2 separate regions of the Homo sapiens genome follow, and region 2 is linked to region 1. The links are chromatin contacts, found by POLR2A ChIA-PET in ENCODE. All regions are on one chromosome and are shown on one strand. Each heading gives the region's core, a stretch centred on a gene start or an enhancer-like site at or near the end of the contact. The rest is flanking DNA. Distances are from core to core; before and after follow the strand shown.

Evidence for each region. ChIA-PET counts read pairs that join two places held with the same protein, here RNA polymerase II (POLR2A).
Region 2: POLR2A ChIA-PET joins it to region 1 with 15 read pairs in BJ. The contact joins two enhancer-like sites. POLR2A ChIA-PET finds 5 or more read pairs at or near these places in 3 of 52 experiments (BJ, activated T-cell and activated naive CD4-positive, alpha-beta T cell).

What each region holds. Positions count from the first base shown.
Region 1 is chr22:17,604,267-17,611,251 of GRCh38, forward strand. All of the region lies in intron 4 of ATP6V1E1 (ATPase H+ transporting V1 subunit E1), which reads right to left. Among named protein-coding and RNA genes, the nearest start is that of ATP6V1E1, 21 kb to the right of the region's middle. Within about 2 kb of position 2,411, at least 2 of the 41 ENCODE cell types and tissues checked have a DNase peak (open chromatin) inside an H3K27ac peak, as active enhancers do.
Region 2 is chr22:17,916,498-17,923,482 of GRCh38, forward strand. The region is part of intron 1 of MICAL3 (microtubule associated monooxygenase, calponin and LIM domain containing 3); the gene reads right to left. Among named protein-coding and RNA genes, the nearest start is that of MIR648, 61 kb to the right of the region's middle. Within about 2 kb of position 3,759, at least 21 of the 41 ENCODE cell types and tissues checked have a DNase peak (open chromatin) inside an H3K27ac peak, as active enhancers do.

The sequences.
Region 1 (6,985 bases), core at 1,161-3,660:
CTCCTCATGTAGCTTTTCCACAGCAACATGTGTCTCTCACTGTAAACTACTGCAGTTCACATGTGGGCTTATTTGTATTTTATGAGTTTGGAAGGGAAAATCTGCCCAACTGAACCTAACTGCCCTGAGGATTCTGAAAATATTTCCTGCTCCTCAAAAGCAGGAAACCAAAACCTGATTATGATGTCAACATCAAAACCATATCTCCCTGGCCCTGCCTAGTCTGAAGAGTCAGTGGGCATTTATTTCTTTGTTTTCTCTTTTTTTTTTTGAGACGGAGTCTCGCTTTGTCGCCCAGGCTGGAGTGCAGTGGTACGATCTCGGCTCACTGCAACCTCCGCCCCCTGGGTTCAAGCGATTCTCCTGCCTCAGCCTCCTGAGTAGCTGAGATTACAGGTGCACACCACCATGCCTGCTAATTTTTTTATTTTTAGTAGAGACAGGGCTTCACCATGTTGATCAGGCTGGTCTCGAACCCCGGACCTCATGATCCGCCCTCCTCGGCCTCCCAAAGTGTTGGGATTACAAGCATGAGCCACCAAACCCGGCCAAAGACATTTATTTCTATTTCATCTCTAACCACAGCAATAGAAATCTCCACTTCAGTACCAATGTCTCAGAATTTAAATGTTAATGCTTATTTATTCTCGTTTAAAAAAGAAAACTTGGCTGGGTGCGGTTGCTCACGCCTGTAATCTCAGCACTTTGGGAGGCTGAAGCAGGTGCATCACCTGAGGTCAGGAGTTTGAGACCGGCTTGGCCAACATGGTGAAACCCTGTCTCTACCTAAAATACAAAAAATTAGTAGGGCATGGTGAATCCCAGCTACTGGGGAGGCTGAGGCAGGAGAATCGCTTGAACCCGGGTGGCGGAGGCTGCAGTGAGTTGAGATCACGCCATTGCACTCCAGCCTGGGGGACAAGAGTGAGACTTCATCTCAAAAAAAAAAAAAAAAAAGAAAAGAAAAGAAAAGAAAACTTATGGCTAGGCATGGTGGCTCACGCCTGTAATCCCAGCACTTTGGCAGGCCGAGGCAGGCAGATCACCTGAGGTCGGGAGTTTGAGACCGGCCTGGCCAACATGGAAAAACCCCATCTCTTCTAAAAATACAAAATTAGCCTGGCATGGTGGCACATGCCTGTAATCCCAGCTACTCGGGAGGCTGAGGCAGGAGAATCACTTGAACCCAGGAGGCGGGGGGTGCAGTGAGCCGAGATTGCACCATTGCACTCCAGGCTGGGCAACAAGAGCGAAACTCCGTCTCAAAAAGAAAAAGAAAAAAGAAAACTTGTAAGTTTTGCGGTTTGGGGAAATGATAATAAAGAACTATCATTCACTCAACACTCATTTTGTTTTAGGCATTATACTAGTCACTCTACCTAGGTGATCTAATTTTTTTCTAAATAAGCTTTAGGTAGATGTTTCTCTTTTTTTTTTTTTTTTTTTTTTGAGACAGGGCATTGCTCTGTCATCCAGGCTGAAGTACAGTGGCACAATCATAGCTCAATCCTCCTGCCTCTGCCTCCAGAGTAGCTGGGACACCACCACGCCTGGCTACATTTTTTTAATTTTTAGTAGAGACAAGGTCTTACTGTGTTGCCTGGGCTGGTCTTGAATGCCTGGGCTCAAGCTATCCTCCTGCCTCAGCCTCCCAAAGTGTGGGGATTATAGGCATGGGGGATGGTGCCTGGCCTTCTCCTACTTTTTATAAGAAATGAAGGGTTCAAAGGAGTAAAGTGGGGTTTAAAAATCTGCCTACTGAGCAGCTGGGAATGGTAAAAACGGAACTTAAACCTCAAAGGAATTCCAAAGCCTGCACTCTTAATCCTGGAAAACACCTGGGCAGGCAAGGAAAAAGGATCAACACAGACAAATATCTATAAAGGATTATGCAACTTAGACCAAAGCACCACACAACTTGCCTATTTTCTTTTAATTTTTACCCCAGTTCTGTATTTTTCCCCTTCCTTCCATCTTTTGTCAATATCCTTTTCTAACTGCATGACAACTTCCTTTCCTTTCACAGCTTCTTATTCTATGGATAAAACTAGAAGTAAAAAGTTTAGAAATAGCAAAATCCACTCAAAGCATGTATGTGTGCTTTTATGCAGATTGAATCCTGTTTGATCGGTATCATTTCACAGTCTGTTTCCTCAACTCTCCACATCTCTTATTTACAGGGTTCAATGACGGCAAGAAGTTAAGACTGTAAGCGGTTAAAAAAGAAACAAGTATCTTTAGAATAACTGAAATTACATAAATGTTTATCTTCTCAAAATTCTCATTATAAGTCAGAGAAATAATATAAAAGCTCAAGCTATATACTGAATTCAAGTTGCATGCAACAGTATACTTGGATTTGTTCCAAAAGAGATTAAAACACACAGCCCAGCTTGTGAACAGGCCACGCACGCTGCCTTCAGCTCCTCACCTCACACGCACTTCTCCCTTCTCATGCCATAACAATCTGGCTTTCTGCCTTCATCAGTCCAATGAAACTGCTCTGGCAAATGTGAAAAACGACATCTTGACTGCCAAATCCAAAGACCACCATGCTCTTCCCACTGTCATTCTCTCAAACATTGAACACTGTATTAGAGACCATTTTGAGTTTGCCGTTCCCTTGGCTTCTCTGTATTCTCCAACATAACTGCTTTCCCCCACATTTCCTTAGCAATTTATTTTCTATTAAATCTGATGCTTCTCAGTTTTTTTGGCCCGCTTCTCTTCTAATTCTCCATCCAAAACCACAGCTCCAGCAGGGACTTCTGTGTTGTCTCCACATAAGCTCCTCTTCTCTCCTAACAGACTCATAGAGCTTCACCTGGAATCCTAAGGCAATTCAAACACAATGATTTTTTTCACCATTCTTTACCTGTTCTTCCTATATTTCTTTTTTTTTTTATTTTTGACATGAAGTCTCACTCTGTCGCCAGGCTGGAGTGCAGTGGCGTGATCCTGGCTCACTGCAACATCTGACTCCCTGGTTCAAGCAATTCTCCTGCCTCAGCCTCCCAAGTAGCTGGGATTACAGGCACCCCCCACCAGGCCCAGCTAATTTTTGTATTTTTAGTAGAGATGGGGTTTCACCATGTTTGCCAGGATGATCTCGATCTCCTGACCTCACGATCTGCCTGCCTCGGCCTCCCAAAGTGCTGGGATTATCTTCCCATATTTCTAATCTTCATTCCATCTACCAGTTGCCTAGACTACAAACTCTTATGTCATTCTTGACTCCTTTGCATTCACTCATCACAACTGTAAGTCACCAAGTCCTACAGATTCCTACCTTTTTAGGATCTCTGGAATAGGCCTGTCTTCTCTTTCTGCTGCCACCATTCTACTTCTCGACCTGGAAGGTAAGCCATACCCTCCTTGTTTCTACTCCACATGGTCACCAGTGGGGTTCCTCTAACACAAATGTAACCATTAAACACTATTTCTCAAAGTGTGGTTCTCAGACTACCTGCACCAAGATTACCCTGAGCTGCTGGTTTAAATGCTGACTCCTGACTAGAATATAAAAGTCTCTGGAAATGGGAATGAACATCTGCATTTTAACAAGGTCCCCCAGGTGATTTTTATGCCCATTAAAGTTAGAGAATTAGCCAAAAGGATGAAGTCCATATTCTTCAGCAGACACTCAAGGCCCTTCTAATTAGACCCTAATATGTGGCCTGTTCTCTGCCCACTCCCCACTCTGCCAGACTACCTCTGTTTCCCGCACATGTCAAATTCAGGTCTCGGTTTTTCACTCACACTGCTCTCTCCATTCTGTATCCTATCCCATGACTAATACTTCAAGTCATGCTCAAACAGCTGTAGTGGAGATGTATTATCTTGTCCAGGTCCTATTAGACTGCAGACTCCTAGAGGGGCCAGCACGATACAGGACACATGGGATAAATGTACTGTTAAATTCAAACAGCTTAGTGCCTCAAGGGAACCCAACTGAGTTATGACATGAAAACAGAAGAGTGACAACTGAGGGATAACATGAGTACCAAAACCAGAATTTTGTTTGCAACAATTTTAAAGTCAGCAGACAAACTCAGAGTGACTAAATCCGGGAAAGACATGTGGTATGAACTGAATGACTGCTTTGTCTTTCAAGGTCATAAAAAGAATTATTTTTCTCTAGCCCATTTCTTTTTGTTTCTATTATTTATTATTTTTAGAGACAGGGTCTCCCTGTGTCATTTATGCTGGAATGCAGTGGCATAATCACAGCTCACTGGAGCCTCAAACTCTTGGGCTCAAGTGATTCTCCCATCTCAGCCTCCAGAGTAGCTGGGACCACAGGCATGCGCTACCACACCTTGCTAATTTTTAAAAATTTTTTGTACAGACAGGGTCTCCCTATATTTATCAGACTGGTCTCAAACTCTTGGCCTCAAGCCACACTCCCACCTTGGCCTCATAAAGTGCTGTGACCACAGGCATGAGCCATGGCACCTGGCTAGCCCATCTCTGAAAGAATATGATGGATTACTGTATTTTGGAAAACTATCCTAAGTTGAAATTAAAACACATTCATTGGCCGGGAGCAGTGGCTCACGCCTGTAATCCCAGCACTTTGGGAGGCCGAGGCGGGCAGATCACGAGGTCAGGAAATCGAGACCATCCTGGCTAACACGGTGAAACCCTGTCTGTACTAAAAATACAAAAAATTAGCCGGGCGCAGTGGCGGGCGTCTGTAGTCCCAGCTACTCAAGGAGGCTGAGGCAGGAGACTGGCGTGAACCCGGGAGGCAGAGTCTGCAGTGAGCTGATATCGCGCCACTGCCACTGCACTCCAGCCTGGGCGATAGAGCGAGACTCCGTCTCAAAAAACAAAACAAAACAAAACAAACAAACAAACAAACAAACAAAAATTCATTCCATACAACTGCACTTCCTTTTTTTTCCTTTTTTGAGCGGAGTCTCACTCTGTCGCCCAGGCTGGAGTGCAATGACGGGATCTCAGCTCATTGCAACCTCCGCCTCCCGGGTTCAAGCAATTCTCCTGCCTCAGCCTCTCGAGTAGCTGGGACTATAGGCGCCCGCCACCACACCCAGCTAATTTTTTTGTATTTTTAGTAGAGACAGGGCACCACATTGGCCGGGCTGGTCTCAAACTCCTGACCTCAAGTGATCCATCCGCCTCATCCTCCCAAAGTGCTGGGATTACAGGCGTGAGCCACCATGCCCATCCTGCTCTTTTTTTTTTTTTTTTTTTTTTGAGACGGAGTCTGGCTCTGTCACCCAGGCTGGAGTGCAGTGGTGCGATCTCAGCTCACTGCAAGCTCGGCCTCCTGGGTTCACGCCTTTCTCCTGCCTCAGCCTCCCGAGTAGCTGGGACTACAGGCGCCCACCACCACGCCCGGCTAATTTTTTGTATTTTTAGTGGAGACGTGGTTTCACCGTTGTTAGCCAGGATGGTCTCAATCTCCTGACCTCGTGATCCGCCCGCCTCGGCCTCCCAAAGTGCTGGGATTACAGGTCTGAGCCACCACGCCCAGCCCCACACTTTCTTTTAATATCCTCCACCTCAAAATTTGAAAACCACTGTGTGTCATGAGAGATGTTACTAAAATGTAAAATAACTGTATGAATATTCCAGAGAGAAGGGAAAAAAGTTGAGAAGCACCGATATTGAAGTATTTGATAAATGAATGAATGATCTGAATTTTAGGTGTCAAGTTTTCTTATCTATGCCACTTCAAATTTTCCCTCTGAGGCCAGGCATGGTGGCTCTTGCCTGTTATCCCAGCTACATAGGAGGCTGAGGTGGGAAGGACTGCTTGAGCCCAGGAGTTTGTGAGCTATGACTGCACCATTGCATTCCAGCCTGGGCAACATAGCCAGACCATGCCTCTTAAAAAAAAATTCCTTCTAAAAGCCAACTAGTAATTATTTATATATTCTAATAGATTTAAGGCAGCTTACAGAAGTATATCTAATGAAAACGTTAATTACGTTTTTTAAAAAGCAAATTAGAAAAAATAACTAATAAAATATAAACAAGTGGATTAAAAAATTAAAGCAAAGAGAAAATAAGGGCAATAAATAACAAGTTAAAATTACAAGTCAAGTCAAATCCACTAGACCTATGGGTTGTTTACATCCAGTTATGAAAGGTCGGTATACCATCTAAGGCAGGACAGCATCAGAGAATGTATCATCAAAACCATTTCTATAATATGTTAGATGATCTTTCTCAGAATCTTTTCCACTCTTAATATTATTAACCTTCAAAAAGGTGGCATAAAAAACAAACCAAATAAAAAACCTAATTATAAAGCCTATTAACTAGCTAAGACTATAATCTTTTGCTATAACCTTGTGTGTTATAGCCCTTGCTACTTATATTTAGGAATGCTGCCAAGACATTAACATTACATGCCTCTAAACTTTTTTGAATTGTACAAATAATAATATCTATGCAGTAGATGTCACAGTTGTCATTTTTTACTTTGGGCATAAATAATGAAAAGACTATAGTCAAGAGGCTTTCTGGGCATTAGCACCCAATAAGCTAAGAATATTTTATCTACACAGGCCTATTATTAGAAGGAAGGGTTATCACTGGTGGAGACGGAGATGGGGTTGGAGAAAGGGAACTAACATTTTTTAAACACGATATGACAAATGTTACATGCCAGAGGACTTAAATGTGTTCTCTCATTCGATTCTCATAAGCACTCTGAACCAAACATCATAATGAATATACATAACATAGATAATGAATACAAGAGAAAACCGAGGGTCAGAAACAGTAATTTAGACAAACGAATATGGCAGAGTTGACATTTAAACTCATAGCTGACTGACTCTTAAGCCCCAAGCCCTTCTACAACAAACTACCTTCCCTAAGACATTATTATTGTAAAAGCCTGTTATAAATTAATTCAGTCAATCCAAGTTGCTAAAGGAATTTGAATCCCCTGGAAGGAAATCAACTCCTGATTATTGACACTTTAGTGAAGACGCAAAATAACAGTTGT
Region 2 (6,985 bases), core at 2,509-5,008, 310 kb after region 1:
TTCTCCCACTATCTTTGAACCTCCAACAAGTAGACCTTGTCCTCAGCCCTCCACAGAAATGCCTCATCAAGGTCATGAATGACTTCCATGCTGTCCAATCCAATGATCAATTCTCAAACCTTGTTTTCCTCAACCTGTCTGCAGCACAAGTCACAGCTCACTACCGTCTGCCCCCCCACAACCCCACCGGCCTCCAGGACAAGGGGACACTACTCTCTGGGTCCTGCTGTGACCTCATAGCCCCTCTCTGCGTCCTTTGCTGGTCCCAGACCCATCCCAAGCCTCTGCACGTTGAAATGGCCCCGGAATCAACTCAGTCTCTGATCTCTTTTGAAACTACATCTCCTTCTACATCAGTGGCTTTTAAACTGTGATCTGCAGTTTAAAAAAAGAAGTTTCATACTGTGATCTAGGACACAGCTCTCTTTTCACATAAATTTAATTTTTAAAAAATGTTTCATAGGGCAAAATTCCCCTATCAGTTGGCATAAAAGGAAACATTTTACAACAGCCCTTACTACCGAGATATTGTTTTCAATTCTATTTCGTTTTTTGAAAATTGCTGGTGCCCACTGTATTGACTTCATGACCCACGGAGACACAAGCCACTGTGAAAGCTGTGCCCTGGAGGATCCTCCCTCCCGTAGATTTATCTACACAGTATCAATAACCAATGGTGCCTTAATATTTATTTCCTCTCTCCTGAACTTGTGCGACCAATCACTTGTGTGACTTTTCTACCTGGATGTTTGACAGGCATCTCTAGCTTAAAGCACTGGAGGCAACACTCTGATGCCGCTCGCCAGAGCCTGTTCCTTCCCTAGTGTTCTGCATCTTGGTAAACAACACCGCCAGCTACCCGGACACTCAACCCAAAACCTTGCCCCCGTCTGCATTTCTGTCACATCCCACGGTCCGTTCTTCAGAAAATTCTGTGTTCTACCTTCAAATACAGCCAAATCCAACCACTTCTCACCATGTCTTCTCTATCATCCTCATTGAGACACCACCAGCTCTCACTTGCTCATTGCATGAGCCTCCCCTACTTCTGCTCCTCCAAACCCACCCTCCAGAATATTCCACAAAGCAGCCAGAGCATCCATTTAAAACACCCATCAGACACGTTGACTGCCACATCCCAGCCCCAGGTCAGATCCTGCCACCCTCCCCAACACCCTTAGGCCCAGCCACATGGCCTCTCTCCTGCTCACCAAGGCCTCCCTGGGCGGGGCTGCCCTGGCCAGCCATGCAGAGTGCCCCTCGCTCTTCAGGTCTTGGCTCACCTTATCAGAGAGAGCTCTGCTGACCACACCCAGGGAAGAAGGCCCCGCCCCTGCCCCGTCACTCTCGACCCACATCCTGTGGACACTGTGTACAAAGCATGTCCCTTCCCTCTATCTCCCCTGGCAGAGGTAAGCCCAGCTATGAGAAGGGAGTAGAGCATGAGCACACAGTGACTCCAGAGCCTTCTCCTGCTGAGGTGCCCATCCACAGCATGCCGCCCACCCGGATACACCTGCTTTGTCCTCAAGGACAATCAGGAATTGGTAAACTGTCTTCACTAAATTTCCTCAGCTGATTCAGCCATGACTTCCCATCTCAGCCAGCATAAAAGCAAATATAAAATAATGGCCTACAAGGCCCTATAAACGTGTCGTAAACATTTTGGTCTCAGGACTCCTTTATACACTTCAAAGCTAAGGAGGACCAGAGTTCGAGGCTGCAGTGAGCTACGATCATGCCACTGCACTCTGGCCTGGCGGACAGAACGAGACTGTCTCTTAAAAAAAAAACATTGAGGACCCAAAGAGCTATCAATATTTACTATATGTAAAATTAAGACTGAGACAAAATTTCAACATTAATTCACTTTAAAATAACAATTAACATATCTTAAGAAAAAAAAATTACTTTCCAAGACAGAAATTCAGTGAGAAGAGTGACAGTTTTCCACATTTCTGCAAATCTCTTTAATGTGTGGCAGCCAGATTCTCCTGCCTGCTCTGTCTGCAGCAGCAGCACATATCACGTAGCCTCTAGAAAAGGCCACTGTACACACCTGGGCAAACGAGGGTGGGAAAAGCACATAATAGCACTCAGTATTATTACAAAAACAGTTCTGACCTCATGGAGCGCCCCCCAGACCTGCACCCATACACACGCCTTCCCTCTGTTGCCTCCTTTCCTGCCGCCAGCCTCTCCATCCCTGCTGGCCGCAATGGCCTCCCCATGTTCCCCACCTACCAGACACCCTCTCACCTCAGCCTCCGCATCTGCAGCTCCTTTTGTCTAAAAATGCTCTTCCCTCCGATCCGTTCACTCAAAAGATACTAGTGAGCATCTATTATGGGCCGAGGACTCTTCTACGCTCCAGAAATAACAGCAGTGAACAGAGAAAACAAGCTCTGACTTCCAGGGCACGAGCCTTCTAATGCAGCTGACACATATATTCAAATGCCAGCTTCTCAGTGTGGACTTCCCTGGTCACATCGTTTAAACCTGCTCATCCTCTTTCCCTGGTTTTCTCCAAAGCACTTACCACAACTTGACATACTCCAAATGTTTTTGGTTTTTGTGGGTTTTTTTTTTTTTTGAGACAGGCTCACTCTGTCACCCAGCCTGGAGTGCAGTGGCATAATCATAGCTCAGTGCAGCTTCCTCAGCTCAGGCGATTCTCCTGCCTCAGGCTCCTGAGTAGCTGGGACCACAGGTGCACACCACCAAGCATAGCTAATTGTTTTTTACTTGTAGAGATAGGGCCTATGTTGCCCAGGCTAGTCTTGAACTCCTGGGCTTCAAGCAATCCTCTTGCCTTGGCCTCCCACTGGGATTACAGGTGTGAGCCACCACACTCAGCCTCTAAATGTTATTTACTTACAATCCATCTTTCTGCTACAATGTAAGTTCTGGAAGGGTGAGGATTTTTGCCATTTTATTCACTGTTGCGTCCTTGCACCTGGAACAGTCCCTGGACCACAACAGGTGGTGCACAGTGAGGACCACTTGATGAACAAACGGCTGTGTATATGAACTTCTCCAGGCAGAACTGAGTTAGGATATGAGACAGAAGTCGTATCAAATGAAAATGAACTGTGTGCTTTCAGGCAGTGGCACCAGGCTGGGAGTCACAGAGAATGGGACCCCTACAAGGAGAGTCCAGATGGCTTCTGCCCAGCGGGGGAGGTGCTCCCCTGGAGACCTGCCCTTTTTCCATGACCACGACCAGCCCTGGACCTGGCTCACACAGGCTCTGCCCAGCAGGCCCCACACCCAGCTCAGGACCTGTTCTTGCCATCAGAAGAGAGCCTGTCAGGAGCCAGGACCTGGAGGCAGCTTTGTTTCAATAGCCAAATAGCTTCAGTGTAACTGTTCCCTATAAAAAGAAACTGGTTTCTAAAGAACTGCGGTATCAGTGTCAGCAAATGCTATGCAACAGCCCCAGCCCACTACCCCAGAGACGAGTGAAGGACCCATAACACTTCTGATTCCAAGTTACCTGTATGGCTAACATCTGCATGAGAAAGCCACGAAGCTGCCACAAGCCCAGGTGTCAGACAAGGCAACATTTCTTCATTTGAGGCAGGAGGACACAGGACTCAAAGGGTTACTGCGCATTTCATACTTGCTGGGCGGTGACGGAGGAGGCAAGTGAGAGGGAAAGCTGCACGCGTGAAACGCCAGCCTTGGGAGTGGAATGGGGGTGGGACAAAAGCATATTTTCTGCAAGTCCCCGCAGTGAGGACTGATGTGGCTGTACCTGCCCCGTCATCTCCACCCATAGGTGGGGCCCCAATACTGCCTTCTACAATACCCCACTGGTTCCTCCAGCCTGACGCTGTGTCTTGGGGCCCCCAGCCCGTCCCCACCCTCCTAATGACCCTCTTCCGGTCATCTTTTCACTCCCTCTCCAATCTGGCCTCTGTCTCCAACACTCCACTGAGGGTGACGGTGGCTTTCAAGTGAGACAGGCTCAGACGCGTTCCGGTCTTATCTGGCTAGCTCCCTGGCTGCAGCGCTTCCTGGAACCCGCCCTCCCCTGGCTGTGCTCTGTCTCCTGCTTCTGCCCACTCTCCACACCGGCCTCCAGTCTCTCAGCTGCAATTCTTTCATCTGCCGCTCTCAAAAAATTGGATGGCCCTTGATTTTTATCATTCTGACCTTCCTCCAGAGATCCAAAGCTACTAAACATTTCCATTTAGCCATCCACAGGTGCCTCCCACCAAGGAAGTCTACCCCACACGGAGTCAAACCCACCACCCACCAAATGGAAATCTGGGGTCATCTCAGACCCTTCTCTGTTCTCCACTCCTCAACCCAATCTGCTGATTCTAACTTTAGAATGTTCATCTGCCTACCACAATCCTGGTGGAAGCCCCGAGATTCCCAGTGTGAAAGGAAAATAAATCTTGGGGCCCCAAACTCACTAAGCCAAAGGGAAAAGCCAAGCTGGGAAAGGGATCATGCAAACCCACCTTCCATTCTGGTTCCTAAATAAGATGACTACAAAGATGACTCCCTCGCATTTTGCCCACAAGGAAATTCCTTGTGGGCCCCAAGATCTTTACCCTAAAGCATTTCTGTTAAAATTCACCATGGCAATGTAAGTTGACAGCTTATCTTCACAGGTACGGGGACATAAGACAGAACTCAAAGTCATCTCTCTGCCCACCTGTGACAAAGGCATATCTGATTGTTTCCTCTGCTCTATTGTCTATGTTATCTCATGTAAAAAGGCAGATTCAGAGTCAAAGGCATGAATGACTATTTTTCCCTTCCCTCAACATGAAAACTGTGTATTTCACAATATCCCACTCTTTCTCCCTTAAATACTGAAGCTCTCAAAATCATCTTCGGAGAAAGGCATAGAACTGTCTCCCGGGTATGCAACCTTAACTTTGGCAAATGTATCTCTTAAAATGACTAAGACTTGAGACTGGCCTTGGTCATTTCCCTTGACTGACACTAGCTTGGACTAGCACAGCTGCCTCTTAATCTTTTCTTTTGTGTGTGTGATGGAGTCTTGCTCTGTTGCCCAGGCTGGAGTGCAGTGGTGCGATCTCAGCTCACTGCAACCTCCATCTTCAGGGTTCAAGTGATTCTCCTGCCTCAGCCTCCCTAGTAGCTGGGATTACAGGCATGTGCGACCACACCTGGATAATTTTCATATTTTTAGTAGAGACGGGATTTCACCATGTTGGCCAGGCTAGTCTCGAACTCTTGGCCTCAAGTGATCCACCCACCTCGGCTTCCCAAAGTGCTGGGATTACAGGTATGAGCCACCGCGCCCGGCTAGCTGTCCCTTAATCTAAACTCGCTCCAATACATCCTCCACGAGTGCCAGAGGGGTCTTTTGTAAGGGCCAATGTGACCCGTTTCAGCCTCTGCTGACACTAGGAAACAATCCAAACCCTCAGCAAGGCCCAAAAAGCTGACTTCTCTCACTACTATTAATAGATGCAACCCATCCTCTCAGGTTCCCAGCATGCACCACACTTTTACGTGTTCCTCACCTCTGCCGCCTCCTCACCTTTGCCTACAACGCCCCTCCTGCACTTGAGACTGCAGCTCAGCATTCCGGACCTCACTAAAGCGACCCCGCCCACCCCAGCCCCAAGCAGCCAATCACCTTTTCCCCTGTGTTCCCTCCCACCTGGGTGCGTGCCTCCCCTTCAACACTCCTCACTTGCTCTGGAATTAAGTCCAGGTCTGCCTACCCGTTTGTGTTTGGGTCTGGCTAGGTAGAGGAATTCACGTTCATGTTTGCACGTAGTACAGATGCGGGCAGATGCCAAGAAAGAAGGAAAAAGATAAACAGAAGTCTCGCCTGGGCCATAACATCTAATGTCACAGAACTACACAAAAGGAGAAAGGGCATTTGCATGATGATTAACTTGTTACTAACTTGTTGGACAATTTAGGGGGTGTAAGAAGGACCAGGAAGCAGCCACAGTTGAGTTCCCTAAGGCATATTAGGAGTCTGAATGGCTCCTAATTATGAAAACAACAGGACTGTTGTTTTCTGTTCACATTCCAGGATGATCCTCACCTTTTTCAGACACTAAGTCACTGGTATTATGATGTTGAAGCTCCCAAGAGTTAGAATGGCTGAAGGGAAGACTCATGCCCACAGGCTTCTTAGAGATGCAAATGGCTCGGGACGAAAGAAAACCAGGTTCAAGTGTATGCACCAGGGCACAGGCTTGGTGAGCACAGCCTTGTTCCAGGAGGGTCCTTATTCTCCAATAAGGTAGCTGTGCATGCTCAAACCCAAGCAGTGTGTCTTGGTTCCAAGCCACAGAAAGGAATGGGGAATGAGGGCTAGCTAGCTCCAAGGCCATGGTTTTCTTCAACTATTTTCATGGAGAAAATCTCAGTTGTTCTCTCCAAAGCAGAAATAAATCTAGACAACTGACCCTAAACCAGCTCAGTGGAATGTATTTTCCCTTGAAATTAGCTTAAAAGAGTATGGGACTTAGGCATGATTCATCAGTGGATCAAATGCTTCTCCAAGCCAAACCTCTCCCTCTGCTGATTCCCGCTGACCCCTGAGATCACTCCCCCAGCTACACCCCTCACCACACCACTTCCATGGGAAGGAGGATCCATTTGGTTGGAAATGAAACATTCAGAGAAAGTGAGTAACAAGCTTGCTTTCTTCTGCTCAAGGAATACTGCAAATTCCCCAAGCTACACTCAGGCAGGGTCTTGAAAGTCCACAGCCCACAACTTCTCCCCACTTATGCACCCCTTGCCCTAGGGGTGACCCTACCCTGTCCGGAGCATATTGAACTATAGCCAAAACTGTGGTTTCTTTTCTCCCAAAGACCAGTTGCCAAAAACCAACTGCCATGACCTCTCTGGGCTCCAAAATTCCAACTGCTCTGGGCTCCAAGCCAGCAACCTACCACATTTTTTTTCTACAGAAGACTTATTAATCTTTACTCAATTCAGCACCAATAAGATTAGCCAGTGTAGAGCCAGAGGG